Regions from separate parts of the Mus musculus genome. Here regions 1, 2, 3 and 4 are each linked to region 5. Evidence: chromatin loops called from intact Hi-C (ENCODE). Cell type or tissue: left cerebral cortex. All regions are shown on one strand. Each heading gives the region's core, and the rest is flanking DNA. Links, peaks and the distances in the headings are about the cores only. Region 1 overlaps Stard13 (StAR-related lipid transfer (START) domain containing 13). Region 2 overlaps Stard13 (StAR-related lipid transfer (START) domain containing 13). Region 3 overlaps Stard13 (StAR-related lipid transfer (START) domain containing 13). Region 4 holds the start of Rfc3 (replication factor C (activator 1) 3). Region 5 holds the start of Gm40353.

The links. Hi-C counts contacts between places; a loop is a spot of excess contacts. Peaks named below come from ENCODE experiments on the same cell type or tissue, not always from the same donor. Only the 100,000 strongest peaks of a DNase experiment are listed, where the experiment ranks them.
Region 1: a loop joins it to region 5, with 2.8 times the contacts of the local background. A loop is called at or near these places in 3 of 42 quality-filtered maps.
Region 2: a loop joins it to region 5, with 3 times the contacts of the local background. A loop is called at or near these places in 3 of 42 quality-filtered maps.
Region 3: it touches region 5 in a loop (2.8-fold over the local background); 3 of 42 quality-filtered maps call a loop at or near these places.
Region 4: a loop joins it to region 5, with 4 times the contacts of the local background. A loop is called at or near these places in 2 of 42 quality-filtered maps.

Annotation. Positions count from the first base shown.
Region 1 is chr5:151,134,271-151,140,461 of GRCm38, forward strand. All of the region lies in intron 1 of Stard13 (StAR-related lipid transfer (START) domain containing 13), which reads right to left. Among named protein-coding and RNA genes, the nearest start is that of Stard13, 53 kb to the right of the region's middle. In left cerebral cortex, for the core only: CTCF peaks have their summits at 802 and 2,905 (motif pointing left); DNase peaks (open chromatin) are centred at 1,802 and 3,241; H3K27ac peaks cover 2,480 bases.
Region 2 is chr5:151,052,679-151,058,869 of GRCm38, forward strand. All of the region lies in intron 7 of Stard13 (StAR-related lipid transfer (START) domain containing 13), which reads right to left. Among named protein-coding and RNA genes, the nearest start is that of Kl, 100 kb to the left of the region's middle. In left cerebral cortex, for the core only: CTCF peaks have their summits at 727 and 3,194 (motif pointing left); DNase peaks (open chromatin) are centred at 1,632 and 3,986; H3K27ac peaks cover 4,095 bases.
Region 3 is chr5:151,107,209-151,113,399 of GRCm38, forward strand. All of the region lies in intron 1 of Stard13 (StAR-related lipid transfer (START) domain containing 13), which reads right to left. Among named protein-coding and RNA genes, the nearest start is that of Stard13, 80 kb to the right of the region's middle. In left cerebral cortex, for the core only: a CTCF peak has its summit at 3,128; a DNase peak (open chromatin) is centred at 3,381; H3K27ac peaks cover 2,641 bases.
Region 4 is chr5:151,648,526-151,654,716 of GRCm38, forward strand. It overlaps Rfc3 (replication factor C (activator 1) 3), which reads right to left and starts at 2,683. Exons shown (of 9, transcript NM_027009.2): 1 at 2,541-2,683; 2 at 1,347-1,484. The coding sequence starts at 2,627. In left cerebral cortex, for the core only: a CTCF peak has its summit at 2,789; DNase peaks (open chromatin) are centred at 2,314 and 2,727; H3K4me3 peaks cover 1,281 bases.
Region 5 is chr5:150,670,956-150,677,146 of GRCm38, forward strand. Gm40353 reads left to right here and starts at 223. Exons shown (of 6, transcript XM_017321266.1): 1 at 223-228; 2 at 2,786-3,013; 3 at 3,071-3,607. The coding sequence starts at 223. Pds5b (PDS5 cohesin associated factor B) reads left to right here and starts at 2,872. Exons shown (of 35, transcript NM_175310.6): 1 at 2,872-2,998. In left cerebral cortex, for the core only: a CTCF peak has its summit at 2,745 (motif pointing right); DNase peaks (open chromatin) are centred at 2,714 and 3,554; H3K4me3 peaks cover 2,101 bases; H3K27ac peaks cover 497 bases.

The DNA.
Region 1 (6,191 bases), core at 780-5,779, 460 kb after region 5:
ATTGGACACATATGTCTTCTATTATAATATATGTGTAAAAGTCCACAAACTACACAGTGTAAGCTGGCTTAGAGTACCCAGAAAGAAAGGGGGCGACATGTTGAAAATAATCTTGTCAGCAAAATATCAACTGCTTTGGGTAGTGGTACAGTGTCTTAGGTTTCTGTTGCTGAGATAAAAGGCTATGACCAAAAGCAATCCGGGGAGGAGAGTGTCTATTTCACCTTATAGCTTGTAAGTCCATTACTGAGGGAAGCCAGGGCAAGAACCTAGAGGCAGGAACTTGATCAGAGGCCATGGGAAAATGCGGCCCACTGGCTTGTTCCCCATGACTTGCTTAGAATATTTTCCCACACAACTCAGGACCTCTTGCCTTGGTGTCATTCTGTCCACAGTGGGCTAGGCCCTCCTACATCAGTCATCGATCATGAAAACACACCACAGACAAATCTAGTGGCAGCATTTTCTCAACTATTATTTCCTTCCCTCCAAACGACTCTAGCTTGAATCAACTAAACTAACTAGTATATATGGAAAGTCAGAAAATGAAACTCTGTGGTACACGAATGACTTCATGGGGTTGAAGAGATGGCTCAACAGTTAAAAGCACAGGCTGCTCTTCCAGAAGACCTTAGTTCAGTTCCTAGTACCCACACCGTGGTTCAAAACCATCTATAACTTCAGTTTCGGGGGGGGGGGGGTGTCCAACGCCCTCTTCTGGCCTCCTCAGACACTGCATGCATATAATATAGAAACATACATACATATATACATACAGGCAGCCAAACATTCACATACATGAAATTAATATAAAAAGTTTTTCCATTTCAAAAGACCCTAAAGTATATATAATGATTAAAAACAAACAAACAAACAAACACACAGAATCTGTCCATCAAGTCAGCTTTTCTCGTACACATCTAGTGCTTCGTGGAGCTGGCTTTTCGTTTCTTTTAGGTGCCTCGTAGTGGGGAGTGCACTTGGAGCTCTGGCATTCAGCCATGCAAAACAGGGAAAGTCCACGGCGAGGCAGAAAGTGTAAATTCCCTGCCTGGGCAAGCCAGTCTCATGTGTTTAAGGCAAAGACAGGATCAACCCCTCCTGGAACCTGCACCCTTCCCTTCATGTACAATCACCCCGGTTCTAACTCTGTCTACTCCTCTCCTCCCTTACTCTCTAGTGACCCAGGACTTGTAAGAATTGAATTTTATATCCCTTCAAGATTTTAATAGGGATATCCTTTATCTTGGGCAGAGAAAGACAAATTCTGCTATCACCTCAAGCACAGGGCCTGCTTTAGCTAACATGCCAATGAAGGTTCAGTTAAGAAAGAACAAAGCCTCTGGTCACATGGTTCAGGGTGCTCCCTGGGCAAGCTGGGCCCTTTCCATTGCTGGGAACACTGACTGACTTATTGCTTCACCACTAGAGAGCCTTTGACTTTTGACTTCTGGTTGAGGGTTAGGCTCAAGCACTGGGTTGTGTAAAGAAGTTTCTAGATTTTTTTTAAAAATCTACTTTTAAATTTAGAGAAGCCTGCAGATTCCGTAGAAGATTCTGAAAATCAAGCAAGCATCTCTCACAAACAAACAAACAAGCAAACAAAAAAAAAAAAAGCACATTCCTCATGTGGCAGTTTATATGTAGCTGCTTTCTAACAATAGCGCTCTCCGATTTGATTGAAACCAACTTGAAAATCAAAGCTGAAGGCATGTACATACAGCAGATCTAGGAATCCCAGGCTCCTGAAACTTGTGTTTCTTATTTAGCTGTGAAGCGTGGGTGGCCATGAGCGTTCCTGGCAGCTATAAGGCATTTGCTAATGTATTTGACTTTAGTGTTGTTAATCACACTTATCAACACAGGCAAGCTGTGCTGGCCACAAAAGATTAGCTTCTCTCCTGTAATGCCCTAGTAGTTCAAAGGCAGAACATCAGCGCTGAGTGACAGAAGCATCTGCGTGCTCCCACGACCCTCCAGTGACTTCAGAACATACCACAAGCTTTAGCTTTTTTCTTTTCCATAACTTTGCACACACTCTTTCCTTCTGCTATAATGGCTAAGGCCGCAGAGCTTGAAAGCTTAAAAAATGAGTTGTGTTTCTGAACACCTCAGAGAGTTTGAGTTCCAAGGTGGTCCCCACTGTCAGGAGCCAGAGATCCGCTCAGAGAAGTAGGAGCCTCCAGCAGGGTAGAGCCTTGTTTGCAGGGGAACAAGATCACTGTAAAGCCTTTTTTTTATGAAGCATTGGGTTTTTTGACTGTAGACTTTTCCCTTGAGACACACAGGCTATTGCTTCTTGCAAATCAGTACTGTTTATAATGACTTAAAAACACTTTGCCCAGCTCAGAGGAGAGCAGGCAGGGAATACAGTCACAGAGCGAGTGTTCTGGAGAAAGAGAAAAGACACTCAGCACGGCACCTGCAGATCTGGCCACCTGAGTCTTGCTTTCATGGAAGGACTCCTGGGTTCATGGCATGACCTGCTTGTCCCAGCCTGGCTTACCTTCACTAGACATGGTTTAGATCAGAATTCTCAAAGATCAGTATAGTAGAGGTTTTGTCTGTGCTGGTAGGATGCTTGGGAGATGATGGGACTCTTGAGAGGTGCAGCCTAGTTGGAGGATGTTACACAATTGTGGACACATCCTTGAGGGAGACTCCTTTTTCTCTTTTGGGCCTCCCATGTGTCATGAGGAGAGCAGTTTGCCCCAAAACCAATGTATCTGCACTTTGTAAGCCAGCAATGAAAGACATTGTTATACACGCTGGAATTAGAGCTGGAGAAATGGCTCAGCAGTTAAGAGCTACTCTTGCAAAGAACCTGAGTTCAGTTCCCAGTGCCCACATGGTAACTCAACCATCTGTAACTCTGATTCCATGGGATCTGACTCCCTCTTCTGGTCCCCCTGAGCACCACATGCACATTATGCACAGACATACACATGAATAAAATAAAAAATGAAATCTTTACAAGAACACGGAGGAGAGGGTTTCCTGTATTTTGCTGCAACTAATAAAAACTTTAAGTATTTCAAGACGGAAACCAGAGACCAGACCCTTCTGAGTCTCAGACCGTCAGCTCCACATGAGCACCTTGTTTATGTTCAGGGAGCACTAACAGATGCAGAACATTTCCAGGGCATCTTCTGCTGCCCTTTTCTGGTCCCACTTCTGTTCATTTCTATGGTGTTCCTGTTTTCCTTCGTCTTCATAGATCTGTATTACAGATAAAGAAGGGAGAAGGCAGCCATCTGTGCTGTCTCCATACATATAAATAGCAAGGCCCTAAAAATTCTCAGCCCATTGAAATTCTTAGCAACCAGCAAAATGTTCTGCACTCTTCTTTGGTAATGGATAATATCACAGGGAAAACGCCTTTGGTACTCTAAAAAACAAAACAAAACAAAAAACAAACAAACAAACAAACAAACAAACAAAGAAACCCCCCCCCACACAGCCCCTGTTCTATCTGCTATAATTTGTTCCTTGTTCCCAGGCCCAGTCTTCCTAAGACAGGATTAATTTCATGTTGGTCACTGGCCTGTGAAACACTGATAAATTAAATGATTGGTAAATATAATAACTTTCATAGGAAACAGGGGAAAGGAAACCATTTTCTTCTTGGGATTACTAGAGAATCTCATTTCTGAAAACAGGCTGTAGATTAATTAAGTTCAGATCTGATAGCTTATAAAAAAAAAAAAAAAAAAAAAAAAAAAACCCTTGGTGGAAGTCATCCAGCTCGTCCTTGATTACACAGCACTTACTGGCAGCATTGAGAGTCTGGAGCGAGATATTAAGTTATCTGAGGACAGAAGTTCAGAAAGTGCCTGGCAACATTGAGCTCTGACCCTGCCTTCTCGGCTGTGATGTTTCACATTGCTATCATACAGCAAAGGTGAAGACAGCCCAGACATTTCAGGAGCTCGTCTGTGGTACATGTCTTTCAAGCTTCCATCTAGAAAAGTTAACAGTGTAGTTCTCGGTCTCCTCACTTATGCTTACATCTGGCCTTCACAAGTATGGGCAATGTTCCTTGTGTATTCCCTACAAAGGGGGGTAGCGGTAATGCTTTCGTCATATAAGTTGGAGTGAACGAGTTCACACATCTAAGCACTTAGAGAGTGCCTGGGGATATCAGATAGTGATTAGATGTGCACCAGTAATTTTCTTAAAGTTAAACATTTTATAGATTTAAAGTTTGCTCAGTGATGTCTATAGAGACAGTTGAGCCAAAGTGTGCCCCCCCCATAGGCTTGGTTGACCCCACCATATTTCTCTGGGGAAATATGATTGTGTGATCCAAAGTCTATTTGAGTTCCTGGTAGGGAGAAACATTAATGGTTATATACGATAACATATATAGTCCTAAAGCGGAGGATGTTGGTTGACCAGTTGTCTGAATGTAACCTAGACACCATGGATGGAAACAAAGATGAATAATATTGTTTGCTCATGGGGTGGAGATAATGCTTTAGGTTTTCTAGGTTTTGCAGATGCCATCATATTTTTTCCCTCTGACTTAGATCTTGGAAACAGTTCTATCTTTTTATATTTTCTATTATGACAGGCCAAGTTATGGTTCAGTAACAAATTAGTCCCAAATCTTAGCAGCTAACACAATGAGAGCATACTTCTCCGTATGTTCACCAAAGACTGGCGGTAGAACATGGCCCATCTTAGTCCTTCATAGTGTCATCAAACTTGGGAGGGAGGAGGAGCATTGGGGTTTGCAAGCTGTGCCCCAAGACAGGTTCAGCCACCTGTTCTCAGTAAGCCAATTAAAAAAAGAAAGGAGGAGGAGGAGGAGGAGGAGAAAGAGAGAGAGACAGAGAGACAGAGAAAGACTTATTCAATGTAGCCATATTGGAAAGCATGACAAAGAAATTCAGAGAATTCCCCAAATCCATTCTAAAGTGAAATTACAGTTTAAATGGAGGCCAAGGATAAACACATCTAATCAAGGTGTGGTCCCATCCCCCATTGACCCATCCTTGTCTGGGCTCTAGTCTCATCTGTTTCAGGAAAGTAAGTTCCCTCTGGCAGGGGCCTTTTTCTTCTTCCATCAGGAGATTCCTGGGGAAATTCCCATTTGTTTTGGATTCCATTTTTTCAATAGACAGATAGAATGAGAGATGCAAGTATCTCTTTAGACTGTCTTCATTCCTTCCAGGCTGACTACAGTTGTGGAAACAGACTTCATCGTAGTAGCCTCGGTAACAATGAGAATGGAACACAGCAGTTATACACAAGCTCTTAGATCTCTGGATGAGAACTCACTCACTTCTATTTTTAACAGTCAGAGTCGCAGGGCCATCCCAAAACCAATCTTGCCACAGTCCAAGGAAAGTTGTAGTAGAGCCAGCTTGACTATAACTGCTCCTTCAGGAAATAATAGTACCACAGACTGTAATACAGTGTATATAAAATATAAAGAACCATCCTGTCTGTCCATTTCTTTTAAACCTGTCTTTCTGAGTTAAGTGTAAAGATGTAGTTTATTGGACTTTTGATTTTTTTGGGTAGACAGCTACTCAAGTTATTTGTTCTCCAAATTTCATTTGTTCAATACTTGGCCCCCAGAGTAGCAGTGTTGGGTGGTGAAAGGAGTGGGGGCTGAAGGGGTAGATTAATCCACCAATGAGCCAGTGGGTTAACTGGCTGTGAGACCCTTGCCAGAATTACACCATGCTGACTGCCCAGATCAGTCTTCCAGCCATCAGAGCTATGAGAAAAGACATTAAAGGGCTGGTGAGATGTCTGTGTGGTTAAGAGCACTGGCTGCTCTTACAGAGGACCTGGGTTCAGTTCCCAGCATCCATATGGTAGCTCACAACCATCTTTAATTCTAGTTCTAAGAGATCTGACACCTTCTTCTGGGCTCCCCAGATACTAGGCACACGCACGCGCGCGCCCGCCCACACACACACACACACACACACACACACACACACACACACACACGGTACACAGGCTTCCATGCAGGTAAACATACAGACACATACAATTGAAATAAATAAAAGAGAGGATGGCTTCTGATGCATATGGGATGCCAGCATTCCATTATTCAAACAACTTTATCAACAGCAGAGTTGCTTGACATCTTATTCTTGCCTGATGCTAAGGAAGAACACTTCATTTTAAGTTTCAGATAAGCTTTCAATCAATCACAACCACCATCAAACAGT
Region 2 (6,191 bases), core at 694-5,693, 380 kb after region 5:
AGTCTATCCTAGCTCAATAATTCTGAATTTCTAGGATAGCTACTTTAGGTAACAGTCAAGTATTGGTTCCCTTTCATATCAAAGAGAGATGTGGATGATATCCCACCCCACAGAACTACAGTGGAAACTCTTGTGATAGCAGATGGTGTAATTTTATTTATTTATTTTTCAACAAGTATCCATAGAAAGCATTCTTATTCTAGGAGTCATTAGTGAGCAGAGAAGGGAAAAACTTCCCTGTCTTTTAACATTTGAACTTTCATGGGAGAATTTTGATATAGGTTTCCCTCTACCCCACTATGGGAGATTTAATCAAAATAATGTGTTTAGAGACTGGAAGTATCCCTTTGGGGAATGGCTCCTAAAACAAAATCGTATAAGCCTGTATTCTGAGCGTCTCATTTGATTTCCTTTCTTTGGAATATGTGGCACCTGCAATGTGTGTTTCTCACATTCTGCCGGAACTTTACATGATCAGTTGGGGAGGAACATGACTCCCTCCTGGGTGGCCTTTTATAGATAGTACCGTATGTGGGAAAATTTAAAAGAAATGTCCTGTGAGGGAAGAGAAGCTTCTATTTTTTAAAAAGTATGAAGAAGAAGACGCTTGGTAGAAATTCCAGTTCCTCCAGGGTCAGCACTTGAGGAAACACAAGTATGTGCTCGAGGTTGGATTTGTGCTCTGCTCATCAGCTGTACTGGTTTAAACCAGCCGGTGGCGTAAGAATGTGAGGCTGATCTCTTACTGACAGTGAGGCATGGGAACACTGTGCCCATTTCAGTGTAGCTGTAAATGCTCCAGCAGAAGTAACTTTCTTTCCTTGTCACCTTGCCTACTATGGAGTATGTGGCTATCTTATTGAGATCCCAGACCCTTTTCCTACACCCCATCCCAACCTCTCACTTTTAGCAGTTTGACTGCTTCCTAACAGAGCAATAAGGACCCAAAGAGGGATGAGTGAGTTGAACAATGAACGCGTAGGTTAGGTTCAGCACCTCTAGCGCCCTCTCACCCAGGACTTGCCCTATCCAAACCACAGCTGAGGTTTCCTGGGATCCTGGGCCTCAATATCAAGGCACCATGTTCTCGACACCCAGACTTTGAGTTTCTGCTCTCCACTCTCCTCGCTCCCCAGTGGCATACAGATTAGCTCACTTCTTTAAGAGCAAGGTGGAATGTTTCTGAGTAGCCAGACCAGTAATCAGTGGCCAGTGGTCATTTCTCTTTCTCATAGATACCCAGAGAAATACATGTGTATGGTTGCCATGCCCTGGTGTCTCTTGCTTGTTGCTATAGATGAAAGCAACCTTAACTTGGGAAAAAAAAAAGAGAAAAGAAAAAAAAAAAAAACTACAGGAACATGGGGAGAATTCCAAGCCATTAGAGGACAGTTGGAGTCTGTACATGTCAGCTGCATAGATCACAGGGGAAATTAAACACGGGTACATTCTGTGGTCATAAGAACAGAATTCTCAAGAAAAGCTCTTTGCATTCCTGGGCTTATCACTGAATTCCACAGATCAAGATATCCAGGCAGATTGCTACTTAATGTGTTAGTTACTTCATTCCAAGTCTGCAGTGTCTAGAAAATGCCACGTTTAGCTATATTTGGGTGATTCTCCACAACCAGTCTTAAGAACATTTATTTTCCCCGATCTGGCAAGTATTTCAAATTGCATCACAGTGCACAGGAAGAAAGTAGGCATTGTTAAAAGGACAGGAAAAGAGAAAGGAAGAAAGAAGTCAAGCTGCGAGGCAGGTGCTTATTGAAAGGGGATACAGCTTCAGTTTGTTTACATCCGTACTTCTGGAAGGAGGCTCCAGACTGTGTATACCTCAGAGCTGTGCTGCACTGGGTCACAGTGCCCCGAGGGTGTATTCTTAAGTGTGATTCACAACTATTTATGTCATTTGAAAGGAATTCTTCCCCCTTTCCCAACCCCCCCCCCCCCCCCAAGCAGAGGAGCATGGAAGAGAGTCTACAAAAGGGATGTTTTAGTTGTACTGCCCAGCCCACTCCGTTGGCCCACTGTGTCCTGTGGCTCTTTGTGAGTCTGTACATGTGTACATCCTGGATGGGCGCCTTCTTTGAATTGTTCAGATCTCAAGTTTCTTCTTTTGGAAAACACTGTGATCTTTATTATTTCAAATCTATCTGGGGCTTTCTAGCTGCAGGCTCTGAGCCTTCTGACTGAGCCGCCTGCAGGGGGTCAGGCCGGGTCATTGGGAAACTATTCATTCTGCTTCATTCTGACAGAAACCTCCTGTTCTACCCTCACCTTCCAGGAGAGGTGGGAAACAGCTCTGGGTTCTGTGGACTGTATTGGAAGCCTAGAAGGAAAGGGCTTTCCTAAGCTTGGTAAATACAAAATGATTTAAAAAAACCAGACCAGATTCTAGGTACAGAACCTAAGAATGGCCCAAGAAACGCAGTCTTCCAAGGGACAGCAGCGAGGTGATGAACAAACAAACTTAGGAGTTTCTGTTGTCTGACTCTTAGCTGCTTCTCCATGAATGAAGTGGGGAACCCCTGACCGGTTTAGGATTGGGTTTCTGAAGTGGCAGTCAGCAGTGACTGGGCACAGTAAGACAATAGTTCTAAAGATGTAGTAGTGTGGAGTCTAAGAGAGGCCATCTCTGAACTGTGAAAGACACTAATTGCCAATAGCCATTTCTTTGTAGCAAAGCTTCCAGTACATTTGCATGTTGGACCTAAGATACTTTGTTCTAAGAACAGAAAGTGTTTTGTTTGTTCTGATACTCATTGTGGTTGAGAGGTAACCTGGGTCTTTCAGTCTGTTTAATGCTCTGTTGTCAGAGTTGAGAGTCTCACACGTATATGAATGAGGACTGGCTGGAGCTTGCAGAGTGCCTGGGTTCAGCTCCCAGCACCCACATGGGAGCTCATGGCCTTCAGTAATTCCAGTTCTAGAGGGACTCTGATGCCCTCTTCTGGCCTGTGTGGACACCGGACATGCACTGTGGCGCACAGACACACTTGCAGGCAAAACACTCATGCACTTAAGATAAAAATGACTAAACCCTTTTGAAAAATGAAAGTAGAAATGAACAAGAAATCGTACTCTTTGATTTTATACTGGGTCCCAGAATTTACACCGCAGGCCTGCTCTTTACAATCTCCACTGCTCTCCTCAGGAGGCACAAGGTGCTTAGCCATGAAGAACCCTCTGCAGGAGCGCCCCCTGCAGGAGCACCTCTCTTGCCTGCGAGCTCCCCGCCGAATGACCAAAGGTTGAGTTTCAAGTGCTCCTTTGGGTTACTTCCACCCCTTTTTCCCTTTTGTTTTCGATCCCCAGCTACCTAAAAGCCTGGGCTCAAATAGCAGTTTCTGTGGAAGGTTCCAGATCATCCTTCATCCTGTCTCAGGTAGTCAGCCGACAAGGTGATGTGCAGGCGGCAGGTTACAGAACTCTTCCCCTGGAAATGAAGTGTCTTCCCAGAATTATTAGGCTTTTAAATCTTGCGGCTCCATTATAAGGAGTGGCTGGGCGAGAGTGCTGCATTAGAATTCAAATTTCATCTAAATAGTATTAAATCTCCTCCCTGGCATCCTGTTTATGCTAATCCTTGCAGGGCTTAATGATGTTTATCAAGACTTCCATTTCCTCTTCTTTAGAAATGGGCCTCAGCTAATGAAGAAAGGTTGGCTTTATTCAGAAAGCAAGAGTCATAAAGTAGTGTGTGCTATGGGCAGCGATTCTGCGCGTGCGCGGTGTTGGTTTAGCCTTTCACTGCAGGAGCTTCGTATTTATCAGTAGCCAGAGATAACCTGAGCTGCGGCGGTGCGTGGGTGATTTAAGACAGATGTGAAAGCTCACACAACAAAGCAAGGCTGGTCTCACAAGCCACCATGTCGAATACAAATGGCTGGCAATTGAAGGCTAAACCTCTTCACTTCATCTGCAGCCATCTGCGAGGGTGAAAATGGATATGCTGTACTTCTTCATACATAAACTGCAGTATGCTGGGGAGTGTGGGAAGTGAGTGCTGGCAATGTTTTAGGGTTCTGTGCTGCTGGCTGGCTTTGACAGCCTTCTGATGAGTGCTGATGTTCGAGTGTTTAGCCTTCAGGGAAGGGACCCCCACCTCCCACTCTGCTCAATGTCAGAGCTTCATGGAAGTCTTGGAAGATGGTTCCCATGGAATGTGGCTTACAGGAAGGATGTGTGGGGGTGGTGGTATTCCTGGTCTCCCACAATCCTGGGTTGAGAGTGCAAGGCCCTGTGCAGAAGTGAATTTCAATTCCAATGGGATACCCAGGGCAGAGAAAGGACTTCTGTTTCCCTTCCCCTTCCTGGCCCTGCCTCCTTCCCCTTCCTAGCCCCGCCTCCTGTTCTTTGTCTTTAGTTTGTGTTTGCTGTAGATCTCTAGGGTAGTCTTCCCCCACTACCGATTCTCCTGGCTTCCTGCTTCTCTAGTTTTCTTGTTGCCCGCTCTTCTGTCACCTCTTTGCCACACGGAGGCACTGTCTGTGTACTCCCCTATACGTGACATGCAAAGGGAAGGCCATACACAAGGCAGTAGCTATGTTCCTTTGGACAGCCCACAGCTGTTTCTGCTTCTTTTTTTTTTAATGACGCAAGAGAAGCACCAGTGCTTCCCCAGTCGGGCTATATGGCTTGTCAGTATCTATGTCCCTGTCAGGGACCTTTTCCTACAGAGCTCTGCACACATTTTTCCCACCACGGAACTCTTTGAGACTGATACAGGGAAGAAGATAGTCTAATGGGGCTGAAGAGGGTCGGTATGTCCACTCCCTTCTCTTCCTAGGACTTCATGTCTACAGTTTTGGCTGCAGAAGGGAGATGAGACCAATCAGAGGAGTGATTTAAGTACAGACATCACTATGAATCCATGGCGTGGGGTGGTGTTTTCTATCCAGGGGCACTGCAATTCACTTATTTATATCCAAACTAGTTCAAGAAAGAATAAGACTTGTAGTGATCTATAAAAGGTTAGTTGAAAGAGACCAGAAAGGGAAATTACAACAACAAATAAAAATTAAAAAGGATTAATAAGTTGGGAAGAGGGCCACAACTAAGGAATTTGTGCCCCGAAGAGGTATCTACATTTCCTATAGTGGAATATGCATTTGGCTTTGAGCTTTCAAGCAGGCACTACAGAGAGGAAAACACACCCAGTTAGATGAACTTGGAGTCTGCGATACAAAACACAGGCCAGCGGGCCAAAAGAAACATGGTTCTCAAGGACCAAAGCCAGGGGCAAGGGGGGTTCTTCCTCTCATTCTCACAGAAAGGGCGCTACATGACACAGTGGCCAATGTCATCAACAGGATCTTGACAGTGGGTTTATTAATGAGGGCTACAGAGGGTCAGCATCACACCAATGACGAAAAGCCCTTCTAACTGTGAGAAGTGAAGTTAGTTGTAGGAGATGCTGGTTCCCTGTGGGGACCAGGGTGTCGATGCTGCCTCCCTTGGGTGTGTGTGAGAGACATCGAGGCCAAGAGAACAGGATTTAGCATAGCTGTCTGAAACGAGTCTTCTCCGTTACTGCTGGTGACCTGGTCTCTCAGTAAAACACCTATAAAAGGCTAATTCTTATATACGTATGTGTATTCATGGTACAATTGCAACTGAAAGTAATTACATGTCAGCAACCAGATTCATTGACTTACCCTACCAAAATGCTACAATAAATGCCAGATGTTTTATGTAGAAAACAAAATCAGCCATCTACCCAAATATCCAAAATAGTAGCCCTGTAGCCATGAAAATATGAAGAAAATGTGTATCTGTATATTCTCTAGATAATAAAGGTCAAAGGAGGTCACTAGCCAGGTTTAACCAAAGACACCTGGGAATGGCGCTCAGTTCATGGAGGGGTCATCGTGATTTAAGTACCTGCTGTGTTTTGATATCTCTGCAAGTGTCAGGAGCCGAGATCTCTGAGTTCATGGAGCTTAGCCCCTTCTGGCCCATTGAGCCCACAGACAAGGGCAAATCAACAAACACAACTGAGAAGACCGATGTGTTGCCCCCCCCCCCCCAACTAGTGTGCTGAACAAAAGCTGGAAACGCGGCTGTGCCAGGGGGCAGTCTGTGGAGTGAGAGTGTGGTCCTTATTTTGGGACAGAGCACAGAAGAAAGGAATGGTTGGTAATAGGGAGGAGCTGTGTATATTATGGGATGGATCTCATTCGCACAGA
Region 3 (6,191 bases), core at 559-5,558, 440 kb after region 5:
AGCTATGAGGTGGAGGAGCCTACAGAAAGGATGAGCAGTTAGTTTACATTGCAATCCTGGCTTGGGCACAGGGATGTGATTTTGTTGTTGTTGTTGTTTTTACAGTTGTAGAATAGAATGAGTTGTTTATATTGACACTCATTTAAAAACCTGAAGCCTGGGCTGGAGAGATGGCTCAATGGTTGAGAACATTGGCTGCTCTTCCAAAGGACTCAGGTTCAATCCCAATATCCACATGGCAGCTGTACGCAACTCCAGTTCCAGAGAATGTGACACCCTCTCACACACAGACAGATAGATGTACAGTCAAAACACCAATGCGCATAATAAATAAGTAAATAAATAAATTCCTAAAGACATTCTTCCTTGAAATGAATCTTGTGTTCTTCCCCTATCAATATACAGCAGAGAGAAAACGTACCCTCAATGAATTTTACATTTTTCTATATGTAGTTAGAATGCAGTGTGCTCATACTTTTTTTTTTTTTAAACCAAAAGATCCCCTTCAAGTGTGAAGAAAATGACGCCCTAGGGAGATGTATGATTCTGCAGTTTCTAAAGCCCCCTGAGCACTCCGCCTCGCTGAAGAAGCTCACATGCAGCTCAAAGGAGAAAATTTCTCACTTTAGACAGGCCTGTTTATTCATTCTTTTATAACTGCCCCTCTCTGTACCACATGGCCTCTGATGCCACAGTGGGACCCAAAGGCTCGGCTCTAATAAAGCAACACACACACACACACACACACACACACACACACACACACACACACGGTCCAGGGAGAGCAGAGGGTAGCCAGGCATAAGATCACAGGACGAAAGCAGAATCTCTGCTCAGCAACATAAAAGTGTTGGCTTGCACACAAAGACATTCTTGAACACATTTCCATGATGCACAGGACGCAGGACGCAGGATGCCTCAAGTGCATTTTACTCAAGAAAGCAACTGATCTCATGCAAGGTGATGACTGCAGAGGCAGCCCGAATCATGCTCTCTTGTTTGTTATCTGTGGTTCTCGAATCTCCAAAGTGAAAATGCACACTCCCTGGACCATCATGGAAGTCCTGGGTACAGGTCTCAGGAGGTCTCTCTGTGCTTCCCAATTCCAGAGAGCGCCTAGGACGGGTGCCAAACTACCAGGGGTTTCCTGAACTGCCCCAACCCCACCTCCATCATCCACTGGATGTCACAGCCCATCCAGGATGACACTGTCACACTTCATCTAACCAGCCAATTCTCACTCGTTTAACTCCTCTACCTCCTTAATTTTTAGCTCGTGGCGTTACAATTCTGTAATCCTGCCACCCAAGGCTCAGGCTTCCCTCCCTCAACTTCCCGTGTCCTACCCGCACTTACCCCAGCCCTAGAAGTTTTGGTTTATTCCACTCTCCCGTTCCCTCCACAGCCCGCAGCCTCTGCGTCAGCCCAGTGCTAAGCACCTCAAAGGGGCTTGATTAATGTTTTCTTTCGCGAAGGCTGAGGAAGCTTCCAGCGTGGTGGCACAGACAGACATAGCTGGGAACAGATGATCGCCCGCTTTCCCACTTCCGGCCACCACCGAGAGCAGAAAGGAACCTCACTGGTCCCTAGTGACCTGCGGGGCCTCTGCGGAGATTCCAATCCTCCACACTTCCTCTCCCCATTGTTTTCATTCACATTAAAAAGAAACATCAAGAATTTTCATCAGAGCCTCCAGAAGGAAGATTCTGTTTGGAGTGGAAAGAAGCATGTGCTGTCCGATGAAGCAAACCCCTCAAGGGGACGGAAGTATAAGGCAGAGCGTGTCCCACTGACCCTCATTACCAACAGAGTCTTCAGAAGGGGATGAAACTCGCCATCCCTAAAGATGTAGCTTACGAATCATTCTTAAGTACCAACGGCCTATTAGCTTCTGTTGGAAAATTCCAGATCTTTTCTTACACACCCTTGAAGATTATAAACACAGGTTGAAAATGTTCCATGTGGCTGGGCATGTAGCTTGTTGGCAAAATCCTTGCCTATCACGTATGAAGCTCTGGCCAGATAGGCAAACCAAAGACAACACTTTCTACAGCTAAGTGTAGCCAAGATGAGGTTTTTAAGAGACCTCCACCTCCTGGGTACAAAGGCATAATGCAGGCCTTTAGCCGTCCATGAATTCTCTTGTTTTTAAATTTAATTTAACTTTGGTATTTTTGAAGCAGGGGCTTGCTGTGAAGCCCAGGCTGGCCTTGAATTCATTATGCAGCTCAAACTTGCAATCCTCCTGTCTCTGCTTCCAGAATGCATATGACCTCTTAAATGTTACAAAGCTCCTCTTCTTTGGCAAGTGTGGTTTCCATTTACATTCTAAGCTATATATTATTGTGTATTCCATAATGGCACTTCTTTCATAAAATGATCACAGCACCAGCCAGTTTAGAATATTCTAAATGAAGAATAAAAAGAACACACACTCTCTCAGGTTTACCACATTGTAGATTTTAAAAAATTCATCCCTGGCATGATGGCTTCTATTAGCGAAAGCCAGAGTCCACCTAACTATCGGTGGCTTTTGTCAGAACCTTCCCAAGAAGCCACTTCAGCTTTTCTCTTAGGGTGTACAAGGGGCTCCCTGTTTCCCGGCAGCTTCTGAGATGGCAGTTTGGGTCATCCTGGAACTGACATCACCAGTTGCTGACATTCCAATCCTGTTTTCTCCCCTATGGGGACACTTTTTTCAGACCTGTAGCTCACCCCTTACTACCCACACCTGACTCGTGGGCCACTGAGTCACTTCCTGTCTTTCAGACTTGCTGCTAAACTTCTCTTTGTAAGAACAACATTAAATACAAGTTTAATGAATATTGCAACAGAAACAGAATGGCCTTTCAACAACTGTAGGCTAATAAACACAGAGCCCACTGTGGGTTCCTGGAATCTTTTGAGGTTAGGATATGAGAGGGAATTCACCAAAGACTTATCGGTGACTTGGCCAGTGATTTCCACCTGCCAGTGATTCCCAGATGTGCCAGAGACCTCAGAGGTTGCTTGTGGAGGTGGCAAGCGCTTAGTGTATCCAGATGTAAAGACTTTCCCGCCTCCAGGGTGAGTGGAAGACACATTTGTAGTCGTTAGAGATAACAAGCACATTAAGCACAGAAAACTCTGCCTCATTGGATGTTTGAATCCCCAGTGGCCACCCTATGTCTGGAAAACTGTAGAGGTATAGCCAGCATTATATAGAATACACACTTAAAAATAAAAAATGAGTAGTTAGTTAGTTCTGGAGAAAATTCCTGGGTACTATTTTTACACACACACACACACACACACACACACACACACACACACACACACACCCTCACTCTAAAAATTACTCAAAAACTCTTTTGTCTCTTGTGTTCATTTCTGTTTCCATGGAAGCCACCCAACTTTCAGCAGGCACCACACCAAGCTAGATTGTGTAACGGCTGCTTTTGAAAAGGATTCAATTTTTCCCCTTTAAACGACTATTTCAGTTGACCTAAGAGGTTTCTTTTAGCGCTGTTTAGTTTTAGAGAATTAAGTGCATTTAAAAGGCAACTGGGGGTTTTCAAGACTTGAAGGGCAAATCCCCTAAGGGGCTCCCAGCCAGGTGGCTCTGTGTTCCTGACCCCAGTCTACCCACGAGGAAAGCTCTTGTGCCTGTCCGACCATCAGTCCATGAAAATGACAACTACGAGGGGCTTTCCCTTGATAAAACTCCTGCAAAAGCCTCTGTATGCCTGCATTTATTTTCAGTCTAAATTCAAGTTCTAGGCTGAAGATTCACAGCACTACTTGATATTTCTTTTTAAATTATTCCTTTTTATTGGGACAGGCAGAGTCTGTCAGGTATGAGGCAAAGATTCTCAGGTCTTGTATTCCTGCTTCTCTTATGGCATTTAAACAGGTTCTATTTCTTCGAATTTTCTTTTCTAAAAAATTTAACTGTCATGGGCAAGGAGCTTGATGTAGCACAAAACCATAAGGAAGAGTCACATACCACATTAATAGCAGGTACAGAGTACCTAAGCAGGAGGTTCCAGAGTAAGCTCATCTTTAAAAATACTGGTACTTGGCCAGGCAGTAGTTGTGCACGCCTTTAGTCTCAGCACTGGGGAGGTAGAAGCAGGAGGACCTCTGTGAATTCTAGGCTAGCCTGGTCTACAGAGTGAGTTTTAAGCGATTAGGGCTACATAGTAAGACCTTGTATCTCACAAACAAACAAACAAACAAACAAACAAATTTGCGTTCTAGCTATTTCTCAAGGCAAAAATAAATGAAATAGAAATAAAAAGTGTTACTTATTTTAGGTAAATACTTAAGGCAATATCAGGTACTAAATATTTAGGCATTGTTTAGATGCTTTTAAAGTCAGAACCTCTGCCGTCCTTCTGGAGTTGAACCCTCCTGGTTTCAGGATGCTGGCTGCTCTGCTCACCCTGGTTTGGCCTATGCTCGGTGCCCTGGGGTTTGGCAAGTGAGAAGTAGGCAAGTGACAAACCTGACTGAAACCAGCCTTTTAATGTTATTGTAAAAATGGCAGACCGCACCTGACCCTAGATTTTTTTTTTTTCTTTTTTGTTATTTTAGAATCTGGCTTCCCAGTGCTCCTTAGGATGAAAACAAGCTTCCTGTTGTGTAAGCTATACTGTGATATGTGAAGCTAAGGAATTCCTCTTTGGCTAAAGTTCTATCCTGGGCAGTGAGTCCCAGCTTGGGATTTTTTTTTTTTAATAACCAGAATGCGGTTTGCATAAAATGTATTACAAAGATGAACTATGAAAGCCAAAAGGCCAATGTTTTTAAGCATGCAGCTCTTGGCCACCGTGATGGACTAGCGGTGAAGGACGTGGGTCTGGGATGGTCCTGCTATGCTTGATATAACCATGCAGAAAGAAGTGTTTAATCAAAGCAAAAGCAGAAGCAAAACCTTCAGTTTCATTCCGATGCTCTGCATTACGCAAATTTCAAATAAAAAAAAAAAAAAGCTTTGGAAATTTGTAAACAATTTGCAAGGTATATTTGATCACATCATGAATTGCTCCTAAAGCAAAAATAGGTCAGAAATTATATCCACCTTTTCATCTTTTTAAGTGTTCGTTTCTTGGGAAAGCTTTGGTGATACAGCTGCTAAAGGTCACAAGAAGAGTGACTTTAAGATGATTTAAATCTACTTTTTAAAAATGATTTTATTGCTCGCAGTCTATAGTTTATAAGGTCAGAAGATGAAGGGGAACAAGACCTTCTAGAGTGCAGGGCTTTGATAAGGCAGGTTATTATTTCAGGGGTGAGTTGAGAGGGGTCTAATGAAGTGACTCCAAAGAGCAGCTTGCCAGCTGTGTGACTGTCTGCAAAACCTGACCCTTCCCAACATCGAGCCTTACCGGGAAGAGGAAGGCGCTCCGAAAGTCTTTGCAGAGGGCTGAGAATCTTGTGATTTGGGAAATGAAACTCTGATGTAGTACATATAATCAGAGACACCCATGCCACTGGGATAATGTCACAGACTCCAGAGAAGATAAGCCTTGTCCTTCTGTCATGGCTGCCTGAGGGTAGACAATGGCCACACCTACGCCAACTAGATGAAGGAAAACCCCCCGAGAGTGCCAGGGAATAGCATGGAATGCTGAGGTTTATCTGACTCTTGCATTGCTCGGAAAGCTTTGTTGATGAGCCTTGATCCCAGCGGTTGACATGACTTCATAGTGTGGTCTCTGACATAGCAGGCTAAGAATCTCCACAAAACCGCAGGCTCAGCTGCTGCCTCTTGGTCCCTAGGGCCAGCTCCGATGCATTCTTTCTCAATTTGGGGATGAAGTGTAACATTTCTAATTGCTCCCTGTTTTGTGATCCAGTTCTAACAGAAGCAAGCATAAAGGCATGATGCCGGAACGTGGGCCCTGAGTAAAGTCGTGTCTTTAAAGGTCATTCTGTTACTCTAAGACAGACCTTAGGGTGTCTAGGTAAGTAAATAGCCTTGGACAAATCAGCCATGCAAACAGGCCTAGGTGCTTGTGGCCTTGGCTGGCTTTCTCTGAAGTTGACTTGCAGGCATCTGTGACCCCCATTATCTGTTTATTCTGTTCCCACTGCACTTGACCAATGGCAGGCACACAGGGCTACACTGCACCTGAGTTGTCTCAGAAAAGGAAAAAGTTTTACAGCACGCAAAGGTACTTTATGGTTCGACCGGATATAAACACTTA
Region 4 (6,191 bases), core at 656-5,655, 980 kb after region 5:
TAATGTGTCTTTGCGATCTCTTTCAAGACAACTGGTGTGATGTCATGACAGTGTTATCAACTCATAACATGCATGTTCTACAACTAATTATCCTTATAGATTTTCACTTTGTTGGCACTGTGCATGTCTGTGCCACCTATCCAAGGACCCATCAGCTGAACAAGAAATTAACATGTCTGTAAGGAAACTCTTCCTTCATACACTTGCACCTGTGTATGAACTGTTCTGCCTCACCATGGGCCTCAAACACAAATCAACCGTCCACAGACTCGACTCGCTAAATCCTCTGAAAGTAGTACAAAGCTAAGACTCATGTTGGTGATTTGCCATAAAACTTGCTATTTCTATTTCTTAAAATTAATTCATCCCAATAGTCTCTCTCTCCCGTCGTCCCTTCAAATAAACCTACCTTGCCTTAATCTAGTTTATATTAAACAATTTAGGGATGAACTAATACACCCGTTTCACTTCTCTTCTTCATAACCTTATCTCATTTCAGAAATGTGTCCTCCATATGGGATTTAGGGTGGCATCATACACTTTTTCAACATTAGTATTCTGACTGAAATTTATACCGTAACTTGGGACAGAGACTTCTAAATATTAAGCCTCCCGTGTGAGAACATACTTTATATTTCTATTTATTCAGTTCTTTTGTCTTGTAGAATATTGTTTCTTCTGAGTTAATTCAACATCACCCTCCTGAAGATTTTATTAACAGCATGACCATCCCCACTAAGCATTTTTTCCCTCTGAACACAAAATATCATTACGACACTGTTATTAGATGCCATGAAGGCCTTGAAATTGACATGGCATATTCTCTCATCCCACTGAGGTAAAAGGTAAAAAACCATAACCAAGGCAAGCTACACACTATCATGTGTAAGGAACTGCCAGTTCTGCTGGGCTGAGGACACTTGAGAGAAGGGCATTTCAGGGACTGGGGAAATGGCTGAGTGAAATACACTTGTGGTGTGGACACATGCAAGTTTGATGACTCCGTATAAAAGCTGTAGCGCTGGTCCAATTGCAACTGTCTGTAATACCAGGGACCTCAGAGAGGTGGGCGGCAGAGACAGGAGAATCCCCAGAAGCTCCCAGGTCCGCCTGCCAGCTGGGCTTGGCAGAGTGGAAGGAAATCTCTGTCTTAAATACAATGGGAAAGAGGACTGGCAGCTAACAGTAACTCTACTCATGCCACCTTCACCCACACAAGCACACAGACACACAACTTCCTAAGTCACACACTAGTCACTGGCTAGTGGTGGGGAGAGATATACACATGACCAGGATTAAAAGTCCCCTCCAGAAACATCTGCTAAGCTTCAACCCAAGATGCTTACTGTGATAGTCTGATGCTCAATTCTCAGTTTTTCCACCCCGATACCATAAAGTTCACGTAGAATACACATAATTCTTGTCTTTTTTCCAGCACCTGATGGTCCATATACTAAGAGGTGAGGAAAGTCTCCACACTGCACCTAAGGAAAAAAAGAACAAGACATTATATCTTAGTTAAACTGGGTGAACTAAGTTAAACAAACCACTTTTAAAGTTCCAAGATATTCTGTTTACCATCCAGCTCCAACAGAAAATGTACCAAACTCTGGACACTAATTTAATCTAATTTACATGCACTAAATGCTTAAAAGTAGGCACTCCCTAAGTAAGCTATCTGAAGGGCCCGTTTGAAACTAAGGGATGACAGAAGGCGAACCCAATCTCTGTAACTAAGACAGATGCTTGTCTGGCCCGGGCTCCCCATAATGGTCCTCTTGCTCAGAAGCAGGTGCGCTGATTTCCTTGTAAGTTCACTTGGAAGAGACAGAAGAACTTCACACTAGATCAAGGTTGATCAATGCTATGGAAAAGACAGCAGTAACAGAGTGCCATCAAACGAAAGAGTACTATTAACATGGGGTCTTGATCTTGCCACCGGGAAACTGAACATTAAAGCTTTTGCAAGGAAAACCGGCACGTGTATTAACGAAGCATAATATTCTATTTCAAATTAGTGCATGCATCACGAACCAAAACCAAAACCAAACCTAAAACATATCTTCCACTTCACCCTCGAGTCTTCCAAAAGCTCTCATATGAACGATCGCGGCACTCGTTAAAATAATCTCTCCTTTTCAGAAAAGCCTTAGCTGTGATTCCGCAGTAACTAAGAACAGGGTCCGGGGCACAGTCACCTCTATCAGCTTCCCACCTAAGCTCTCTGTAGCGGGAGAGCCCATCAGGCATTTGCAGTAACACCGAGGCCCGGGCACACCCCCATCCCCGCCCCCTACCGCCGCTGCTTGCTCCTGATTCTCCACTACACTGGCCTTCTTCTGGTCCCCACACCAAGCCATTGAGGTTCCCGGCAGCAAACACACCGCACTTTGAGGAACGCGTCACTCTGACCCCCTCGCTAGCACCGGGGCGCCCGCCTCCTCCCTCCCTCCCTCCCTTCCCTTCCCTTCCCTTCCCTTCCCTTCCCTTCCCTTCCCTTCCCCGGGCTGTGCAGGAAGCTGCTGAGCAGGGCGGCTCACCAGGTTGCGCAGCTGTGCTGCCTGTTCCTTATGATAGTCCAGCCGGGCAAGGGAGCTCGGCCGGTACTTGTCCACCCAGAGGCTCATGACCGCTCCACAGTCGCACCAGCGGACCCGCCGCTTAGACAGTAGAGTTTTCCCGCGAGCGCGAAAGCGTGCGACGTCACTTCCGGCACCCGGCGACTTCCGGATAGGGAGACTGGGCAATCTCAACCGGGAGTGGAGCAGTCGCTGCAGTTCCCACTTCCACCACTGCACCAACAGTCGCTGGATTTACCGGGCAGTGGCTGCCTCTTTGTTCTCACCCTGTAACATTTTAGAAAACATTCGAAGGAATTAAAGATGTATCTCTGACATTCAGGTTCGTCCAATCTGAGTTCTTAGGGAAGGAAATTCCCTCCATTTCATTCTTTCATTTATTCACTGATTCACAACTTCATTCTAATTAGTGCTACATAATCTGTTATCTTTATTAGTAGAACTGCTTTTCTTTAAAATAATAAACAAACTCCAATATTCAATGAGCATTTGCCTACATGCCTCTGTGAACTATATGTTCTGAACTAGGAAAGTAAAGGAAATAGAAAGTAAAGGAAATCAGAAGCGAAAGTACCCAGAAGCATGACAGACAACGTCCAAAGACAGGTAGTTCATGGTGGATCCTAGGGTATATTCTTTTAATCTAAAAGATTGAAAGAATGTGAAGAGAACATAGAAAAAAAAAAAACCTAGGTTTACTTGTTTTCACAAATACAACACACAGATGCCCCCAATAACATTTAGATCCCCAATAACATTTCGGTGTGTGTCCCAGGCAATATTTGCAATGAAATTAATTTTTATCTGAAATTAGATTTTAATTGGTTGCCCTGTATTTTTTAACTTATAACCATACTTGGAATTCTTCAACTTGTGAGACCTGAGGAAGTGGCTGGGAAGGAAGGATAGAGTCCTCAAATCATAGCCAGAGGGCCAAGGCCAGAGACACAGCTCTGATCTGCTCCCTGCAGTAGCTTCAGAAGTTTCTTTCAGACACCTGAAAGCTTGTTGCTATGGTTAATCTTGGTCATCAGCTTGATGAGATTTGGAATCACTATAGAAACTACTATATAGGTATGTTCCTAGGGGCAATGGAGTAGTGCTGCCTCTGGATTCCAGAGTTTGTAAGCAGAGCAAGGCCTCTCACTACACACCAGCACGAAGCAGGGCACTGAGCCCTTAATCTGGACTGAGGTTGAACAAAAGGTATTTGAAGCTTTAGAAACAGCTCTAGCATTGACTCCAGCCCTAAAACTTCCAGATGTCTCAAAACTTTTTCATCTGTTTGTCCATAAAACAAGACAGAAGGGCTTTTAATCCAAATTTTGGGACCATGGAAACACCCTGTGATGTACCTGTCCAAAGGATTGGACCCTGTAGCCACAAAATGGTCCATCTGTCTAAGCTGTGATAGCTACTGCTAGATTATGTAAGCTAGCTCACAAGCTAAATCTGGGTCTAAATCTTGTACTAACAGCACTCCATTACAAGACTGAGGCCCTCCTCTGAGGAGCACCACGCAGTTTTAATATGCTTGGCCCAGGGAAGGAGTAGCACTATTAGGGGGTGTGGCCTTGTTGGAAGATGTGTATCACTGTGGGGGTGGGCTTTGAGACTCTCCTCCTACCTACCAGGAAGCCAGTCTTCTGCTTGTCTTCAGAACAAGATATAGCACACCCAGCTCTTCCAGCCCCATGCCTGCCTGGACATTGCCATGCTTCCTGCCATGATGATAATGGAATGAACCTCTGAACCTGTAAGCCAGCCCTAATTAACAGTTATCCTTTAAAAGAGTTGCCTTGGTCTTGGTGTCTTTTCACAGTAATGGCAGCCCTAAGACACACCAGGATCTTGGCTGTCTAATGTTTGTGTAAGCCAGTACCAGGCCTTACCATACTTGAGTGCAAAGTGAGAAACTCATAGTTATCAAATCTGATCACCTCTTGCCTAATGACCACCTGCATTGCAGGTACTCTTCCATGAAAGATGAAACTAGATGCAAAGGAGCTGCAACAATTACTTTAACTGAAAATATTTGGGCCCAAGTCAGATATCTCATTCCAAAAAGGAGAACTGATTGGTCTGACCCAGGCTCTCAGATGGGAAAAAGGAAAGTCAACCACTGTATATACAGACAACTACTATGCTTTTAATTCTGTACATCTTCATAGTGTGACTGAAAGAGGGCTTCTCACTGCTGTGGAAAGGAAATTAAATAATCTTGGCCGTTCTAGAGACTATTAGGCTTCCCCTACAATTTACTGTCATCTACTGTTGGGCTGCTGGCCTAGCTGGCTGACAAGTGGCCTGAAGACCAGTGAGCCTTATTCATATTCTTATGATATACCATGACCTGGTGCTTTCCAGAGACTTCATGGTAATGAAGAAAAGAACAGCTCAAACTCACTGGCTGATAAAGGACATCAAAGGGAAAGATCATCCCCCACACCCTCACCCCCTGAAAACAATGGTCAGGACTCTGGTGGTTAACCCTTACCGGTCTGCTCATCTATGGTTCACAAAACTTTCTGAGCTGCTCAGACAAAGCTATGTAATACCTAGACGAGCCCTGCTACATGGGATGACTCAGCCAGATGCCAGGGTTGTGCTCAAGTGAATCCAAAACAGAGAGACCTTACCCAGAAAGGGTCCAAATGAGAGACCAACACCCCAGCAAACTACAGGAAAACTGACTTAAGCAAGTCAGTTTTTATTGGCATCCTGGGGGAGGATGAAGGCCCTTCCTAGTTTTTATAAATGCCTTTTCCAGATGGGTAAAAGTGCTCAAATAGTAGCTTAAAAAGCTCCTCCTGGAACTGGTCTCCTGATTTGTCCTCCCCCTAGCAATGGAGTCCAACAATGGCCTGGCTCTCATAGCCAAACCTCTCCATTAGTAGGTAAAGCTTTAGCTAGTGTGAATACAGACCAGTAGTAATCCATATTCCATCTTGATCTTTATTTAATGGTGCCCACATTCAATGTCTTGTTGTATTAATGTGTGTGTGTGTGTGTGTGTGTGTGTGAATTTATCTTAAAATAGAAATTAGAAACTGCCATATCCAGAGATCCATCCCATAATTAGCCTCCAAACGATGACACCATTGCATACACTAGCAAGATTTTGCTGAAAGGACCCTGATATAGCTCTCTCTTGTGAGACTAGGCCGGGGCCTAGCAAACACATAAGTAGATGCTCACAGTCAGCTATTGGATGGAGCACAGCGCCCCCAATGGAGGAGCTAGAGAAAGTATCCAAGGAGCTAAAGAGATCTGCAACCCTGTAGGTGCAACAACATTATGAACTAACCAGTACCCTGGAGCTCTTGACTCTAGCTGCATATGTATCAAAAGTTGGCCTAGTAAGCCATCACTGGAAAGAGAGGCCCATTGGACATGCAAACTTTATATGCCCCAGTACAGGGGAATGCCAGGGCCAAAAAATGGGAATGGGTGGGTAGGGAAGTTGGGGGGAGGGTATGGGGGACTTTTGGGATAGCATTCTAAATGTAATTGAGGAAAATATGTAATAATAAAAAATATTTTAAAAAAAGAAATTAGAGTTTACAATTCTATGTATGTGCTGTAGGCTGATTATGGGATGGATCCCCTTAT
Region 5 (6,191 bases), core at 493-5,492:
TGGATTCATAAAATGGCATAACTGGGAACTGGTGGAGACCAGGAGGAGAACTGTCATAGGAGGAAATAGGCCACAGGGGCCAGGCCCTGGAAGTGTAAACCTATTCAAGAGATATGTCTTGGGATGGAGAGATGGCTCAGCCGTTAAAGGATACGCTCACAACCAAAAATATAAGAGATAAATCTCTTAGACTGCTCTCTGGTTGGTAGGAAGTGGTGGACCATGATGGTCTGTCTCACCCAGGGTTGGGAAGAATACAGTCAGCTCACCCTAGATATATGGAAACCTCAGAACCTATGAACCAAACCAATCTGATCGTTCTTTTTAAGTATTTTGGCACGGTTATGAAAATTGATTAATGCATGCATGGTAAAATTGGCAATACTCCAGCAAATGATTGACGACTCTAAACTGTCAAGACCACACCCCCAACAGAATTATGTACTGAGCAAGCATTCTGTGCTCAGCGCCTATTGTATCATATTAAACAATCTGGATGGTGGCAGTGTGTAGTTCCTACATTCTTGCTCTAATTCTGTGGCTCCTAAGAAACTTACATGTATCTTTAGGGGTTTCAGAATTGAGAGGGAAAGATAATAACAACAGAGGCTAGAGAGATAGCTCAGTGGTTAAGAGCAGCGACTGCTCTTCTGAAGGTCCTGAGTTCAAATCCCAGCAACCACATGGTGACTCACAACTATCCATAATGAGATCAGATGTCCTCTTCTGGTGTGTCTGAAGTCAGCTACAGTGTACTTACATATAATAAATAAATAAATAAATAGAAAGAAAATAACAACAAAGAGCTGGAAGCTTCTTTCTTTGTTTCTTTGTTTCTTTCTTTCTTTCTACTTTGTTTTGTTTTTGAGACAGGATCTCACTGTAACCTTGGCTGTCCCGGGACTCACTGTGTAGACCAGGCTGACCTCAAACCTAACAGAGATCTGCCTGCCTCTGCCTCCCAAGGGTTGAGATTAAAGGTGAGTGGCACCACGCTTGCCTAAGAAGCCAGGGCCAAAGATTTGCTTTTTTTTTTTTTAAGACCTATCTAGCTCTTCTGTTCTGTCCTTGCTGGGAACATTGAAGTTGTATAGGAGAGTTCCCAAGGCTTAGTGGATGCATAAAATGGGTAGATGCCTGTAGTACAGCTCTGTAGAAGACAGAGTGATCCCAGGAACCCTGCTGAGAGAGGGAATGAATAGGTGCTAGTATCTGAAGGTGCTTGCTCTGCTACAACTTAAGGCTCTTCTTCCCCAGCACAAACACTGTGGTTTATAAACCTGCATTGCCTATCTTTCGTTTCGAATATCTTACCATAAGCTCCCGATTCACCTCACATGTTCATTGTTGAAACAAACAGTCCTAGTGCAGGGAGATCCTGCTCACTGCAGGGATGGACAGCATCAAAGAGCAAAAGGCGACCAAGACTTGTCAGCTCTGACAGGGACCTGGGGGTGAAGAGAAACCTCCATCTTAGCCCGCCCAGCCCACAGCTGCAGCAGTGAGGGCAGAAGTGGCAAGGGCGCACAAACCTCATTTTCTGGATGGCATCTTTGTGGCCTTCCAATCGCTTCCTCACCCCGTTAAGGGGGGTTCTTGAGCAGTGGGATGAACACTGGATCCCTAGGTCCACCAACCGGTGAGGAGCCATGTAGACATTAATAATCTTTCATTTACACAGCACATAATCTGTGCTGCACCACAGGGTTTAAAACATCGCACAAGAGGTGGAATACACCTTTAATTCTAGCACTTGGGAGGCAGAGGCATAGAGGCAGAGGCAGGTGGGTCTCTGTGAGCTCCAGACCCAGACAGAGCTACATAGTGAGACCCTATCTAACAAAACAAGACAAAACAACAAAAAAAGCCAGGAGTGGTGGCACATACCTTTAGTCCCAGCATTGGGAAGGCAGTGGCTGGAGGATGGAGCCTAGCCTGGGTTATATAGTGATTTCTAGGCCAGTCAGGGCTGCATAGTGAGAGCGTATTCTCAAATAAAATAATACACATTTATTTTTTATTTTATGTGTATGAGTACACTATAGCTATACAGATGGCTGTGAGCCTTCATGTGGTTGTTGGGGAATTGAACTTAGGACCTCTACTCACTCCAGTTGGCACCCTCTCGCTCCAGAAGATGGTGGGTGTCAGATCTCATTATGGGTGGTTGTGATCCACCATGTGGTTGCTGGGGTTTGAACTCAGGACCTTCGGAAGAGCAATCGGTGCTCTAACCCGTTGAACCATCTCGCCGTCCCCCTCCTTTTTTTTTTTTTAGAAATTAAAAAAAAAAAAAAAGGCCGGGCGTAGGGAAAATGCCAGTACTAAGGAGGCAGAAGCAGAGGCAGGCAGATCTCTGAACTCGAGGGCAGCCTGGTCTACATGGTAAGATCATGTGTAGCCTGGTGTACACAGTGAGCTCCACAGGCCAGCTAGGGCGGCAAAGGAAAGAAAAAGGAAAGAAAAAAAAAAAAGCCTCATCCAAAAAAGGAAAGAAAAAAAAAAGCCAAAGCCAGCGGAGTTCAGCTATCTACAGATTTCCCGCCAAAGCCTGGGAGGCTGAGTCCAAGCTGAGAGAACGCACTGACAGCTGCCCATCACTCTGCTGCCAAGGAGACAGAGGAGGCCGCGCCAGCAGGGCGGAGCCTGCGCGTGCGCGCCCCCGGGTGTGTGGGGCGGAGCCCGGAGCGCGGGCTGAGGAGCGCGTGCGCACGCGCCTGAGCGAGAAGCCGTGCGGCCGGTAGGGGGCGCTGAGAACCCACGCGGCGCTCTGCCTGCCCCCCAGGCGCTGTCCGCCGCGGTTCGATTGGAGCAGCCGCGGAGCTGCTCTTGGCGCCATTTTGAAGCGGAGAGGCGGAGGAACGGCCTGGACTGGCTGCGGAAGGGGAGGGGGGGCGGGAGGAGGCGATTGGATGCGGCGGCGGCGGCGGCGGCGGCGAGGGCGGCGGATCCCCGAGATCGGAGGAGCGCGAGGAGTGTAGGAGCCGGGCGACCGGAGGTAGGAGCGACTCGGGTAACGGAAAGGGAGCGCCTCTTCATCGCCTCAGCGCCCCACGCTCCATTTTTCTAGCGGGGCGTGCGCGCGTGGAGCCGTCGCCCGCTGAGCCTCGCGTGTCCCGGTGTCCCAGCGGGGCTGCGGTGGGGCCGGGGGCGGGGAGGCCGCGGGCCGCGGCTGGCGCCGGCCCGGAGTGACCTTTGCGGGGGCCGCGGCCGCGCCCCTCCCCCTCCCCTCTCCTCCCCCTGGAGAGAAGCCCCCCGCGCCGCTTCCCCCTTCCGGCTGCCTGCGGGCCCGGCGCGAGGGGAGGCGCGCCGCACTGCTCGGGAGTCGGGGAAGAGCCGGGAGCCGGCCGAGAGAGCGAGAGCGAGAGAGAGAGAGAGAGAGAAAGAGGAGAGAGTCAGAGAGAGTCAGAGAGAGAGAGAGAGAGAGAGAGAGAGAGTCCTCGGGCGACCGCGGGTGCAGCCCCACGGCGGTACGGACAGTGTGCGGTGCGGGCTCGCCCGCCCGCCTCTGCACCGTTATTCCACTGACACTCTAAAAGTTTGCGGTCCGGGAGAAGCCCTGGCGGCGGCGGCGTTGGTGTTGGCGGCGTTGGCGGCGGCTGTGGCTGTGGGTCTGCTTTTTGTTTTGTTTCGGTTTTTGCTCTGTACGTTGAAGAGCAAATGTGATGTTTGCACATAGGAGCAGGCATGTAGCATGCAGCCGACAGGTGTTTGCAGGGTCGACGGAACCCCGAAATTCAGCACCTGCTCTTCAGCGCTGCATGCTATTCCAGTACGAACTCCCGAGGGGTTTGAAAGAAGAGTGATTCGTTCGCTCCATCCTCAGGAACCCTACCAAGATTTAAAAGCCCCCCCCCCCCCCCATATTTTTGATTTCAAAGAATGCTCCTTTGATACTAGAGTTAGGAACTGATGGGTGGCTGTAATCGCTCCAAGGAGCGGTCTCTCTGTTGAATACTTGTTGAAGCTTTGGAAGTATTGTTTCATTTTTGAAGGTTGGTCTGAGGTCCTGAGAGAGTTGGGGAGGCCTGTGGACTTCAACGAAATAACCTTTTAAAAGCCAGGTGTATGTAGTGTAGGAGGTGGGCTGTAGCTAACTTATGATGACTGAAGTGGAGAAGGGCAATTTAAGCATTGTTCTCAGCACATGTAGTTAACAGTTCCACGAGGGGGTGTTTTCTGTGTTAACTTTTGTGAAAGTCAACTAAGTTGGCACAAGCGCGGGTTTCAGAGGCTATCTCTTGGCTGTGCACTAGACATGTCAGATGCTAGTGTTTGGGGGACTTTAGTAGAGTGAACACTTGGGAGCTATGGCAGGCCGCTGTGGAACAGGTAATCTTCCATTTCATGGTGACAGCATAATACCTAACTGATTTTACAGCGGCGAGTTTGGAGGTAAAAAGTTATATGGCACATAAGATTAATAAATTAATTCCCAAAGTTTAAATATTAAACACACTTTTAGGGTGGTGAAAGTGGGGAGTAGTATGCTATGGTAGCCTGGAACTGGCAATCTTTCTGGCCTGATGTGCTGGGATTACATTGCCACACCCAGCTCATAAAAACCATCTTGAATCAAAACGTTACTTCTTTGAACTCGTATTTGCATATGATGTAAATTTACAGATACATATATAGAAAAGATGTGTTTTAAAGTTTACTACTAAAGTAGCACAGATGTTTTCCTCTTAGTTGGATTCTGTTTGAAGTGTCTCTGATGAGAAAGTAATGCTAGTCTTTTGCCTTTTTTTTTCCCTCCTTTTTAAAAGAACTTTGTCATTCTGGTTGAAGGTTTTGCTTTTCCTGCAGCTCTTGTTGATGCTTTCAGTTGCCTTTAATCCCCTGGCTTTGGTCCCCTCTCCCTCTCTCCTCAGAAGAGATCTTGTGATGATGGTGACTTGTCATAAGATGGTTTGTACTCGGCTTGTTTGTACCAGGGTTCTAGACAGTTTGATGTTTGATGATCATTATTTAAATTTTAAGTTTATCATGTTCTCTAACTTTGTTTAACAAAGAACAGTATTCTAAGAATCTGGCTTTAACAGTAATTTGCTAAGCTAAGCAAAATGACACCTTGTTTTAGACAGGTCTTGCTCAGGTGAACAGAGAAGTGGCTGGAGAGCTGAACTTCTGGAGGAAGGGAATGATTTGGGGGGCTGCGTTTTTCTTATTCCCCTTAGCATATTTGGAGATTGTTCTTTGGCTCCCAGCATGCTACTTATTTCACATTTGATTTGCATTAATAGAAGAGCTAGTTCACTCTGGTTTACGGATTCTTAGGTGACATAAAATGCTGCAAAAGTGGAAATTTACGTTTACTTTGCAGGTGTTAGAAAACTACCGAGGAACTTGAGGCTTGTTGCCAGCCCTCTACAGATGAGAAGTTAGGTTTAGATGGAATGGCCCTGGGTTAAAAGCTTACTCAGGTGGGCGATTGAGAAACTGAGAAGTTTGCTGGTGTCTGTTGCTTTGTGTAGGACTTACTGTATGTAATTGAAGTCATCGGGATTCAACCCATCATCTCCATCCTGTTCTCACTTTCCTCTCATTTCAGCTTCAAAGTCAACTGACTGGTTTAGACTCTGGCTTTAACAACTGTTGTCCAGGATTCTGTTCACCTCTCTTCTTTCAGAAGCTAACCAACCTCTTGGAGCCTCTGTCTTTAAGAGCTACTTGCTCTTTTATTGACACTGTTAGACATCCATCCATCCGTCCATCCATCCATCCATCCATCAATGTGACCAACAAGAGGTTTTAAACTTGTAAGCCAAAGTGATTTGGAAAAGTTAGTGTTGAGCTCGCTTTGTTACTGTATCTATGAGAACATTATTTACTCTGAAACTCAGTTTACTACACGAGGCATTTGTCACTGCTATTTACAACACACATTTTATTTGTTCTGTGTATTTCTGCTTGGTATATAAAGGTTGCAGAAATAATTTAGTTTAAAAATAAAATGAGCAGTTTCCCCAAGAATATTAGCCTTTGGTTTTTTTAGACCCTGTTTCCCTCTGTTAGCCCAGGCTGGCCTCAAATTCAACAGCCCTTCTGCCTCAACCTCCTGAGTGGAGGATAACAGCACACTTGGCCGGCTGTCTTCTAAGTTTACTTAAAAGCTGCAGAGTGGTTTGCAGTTCTGACACCTTGGAGAGTTAGCCCTAACTTCTCATTATTCTTTCATGAACCACCTG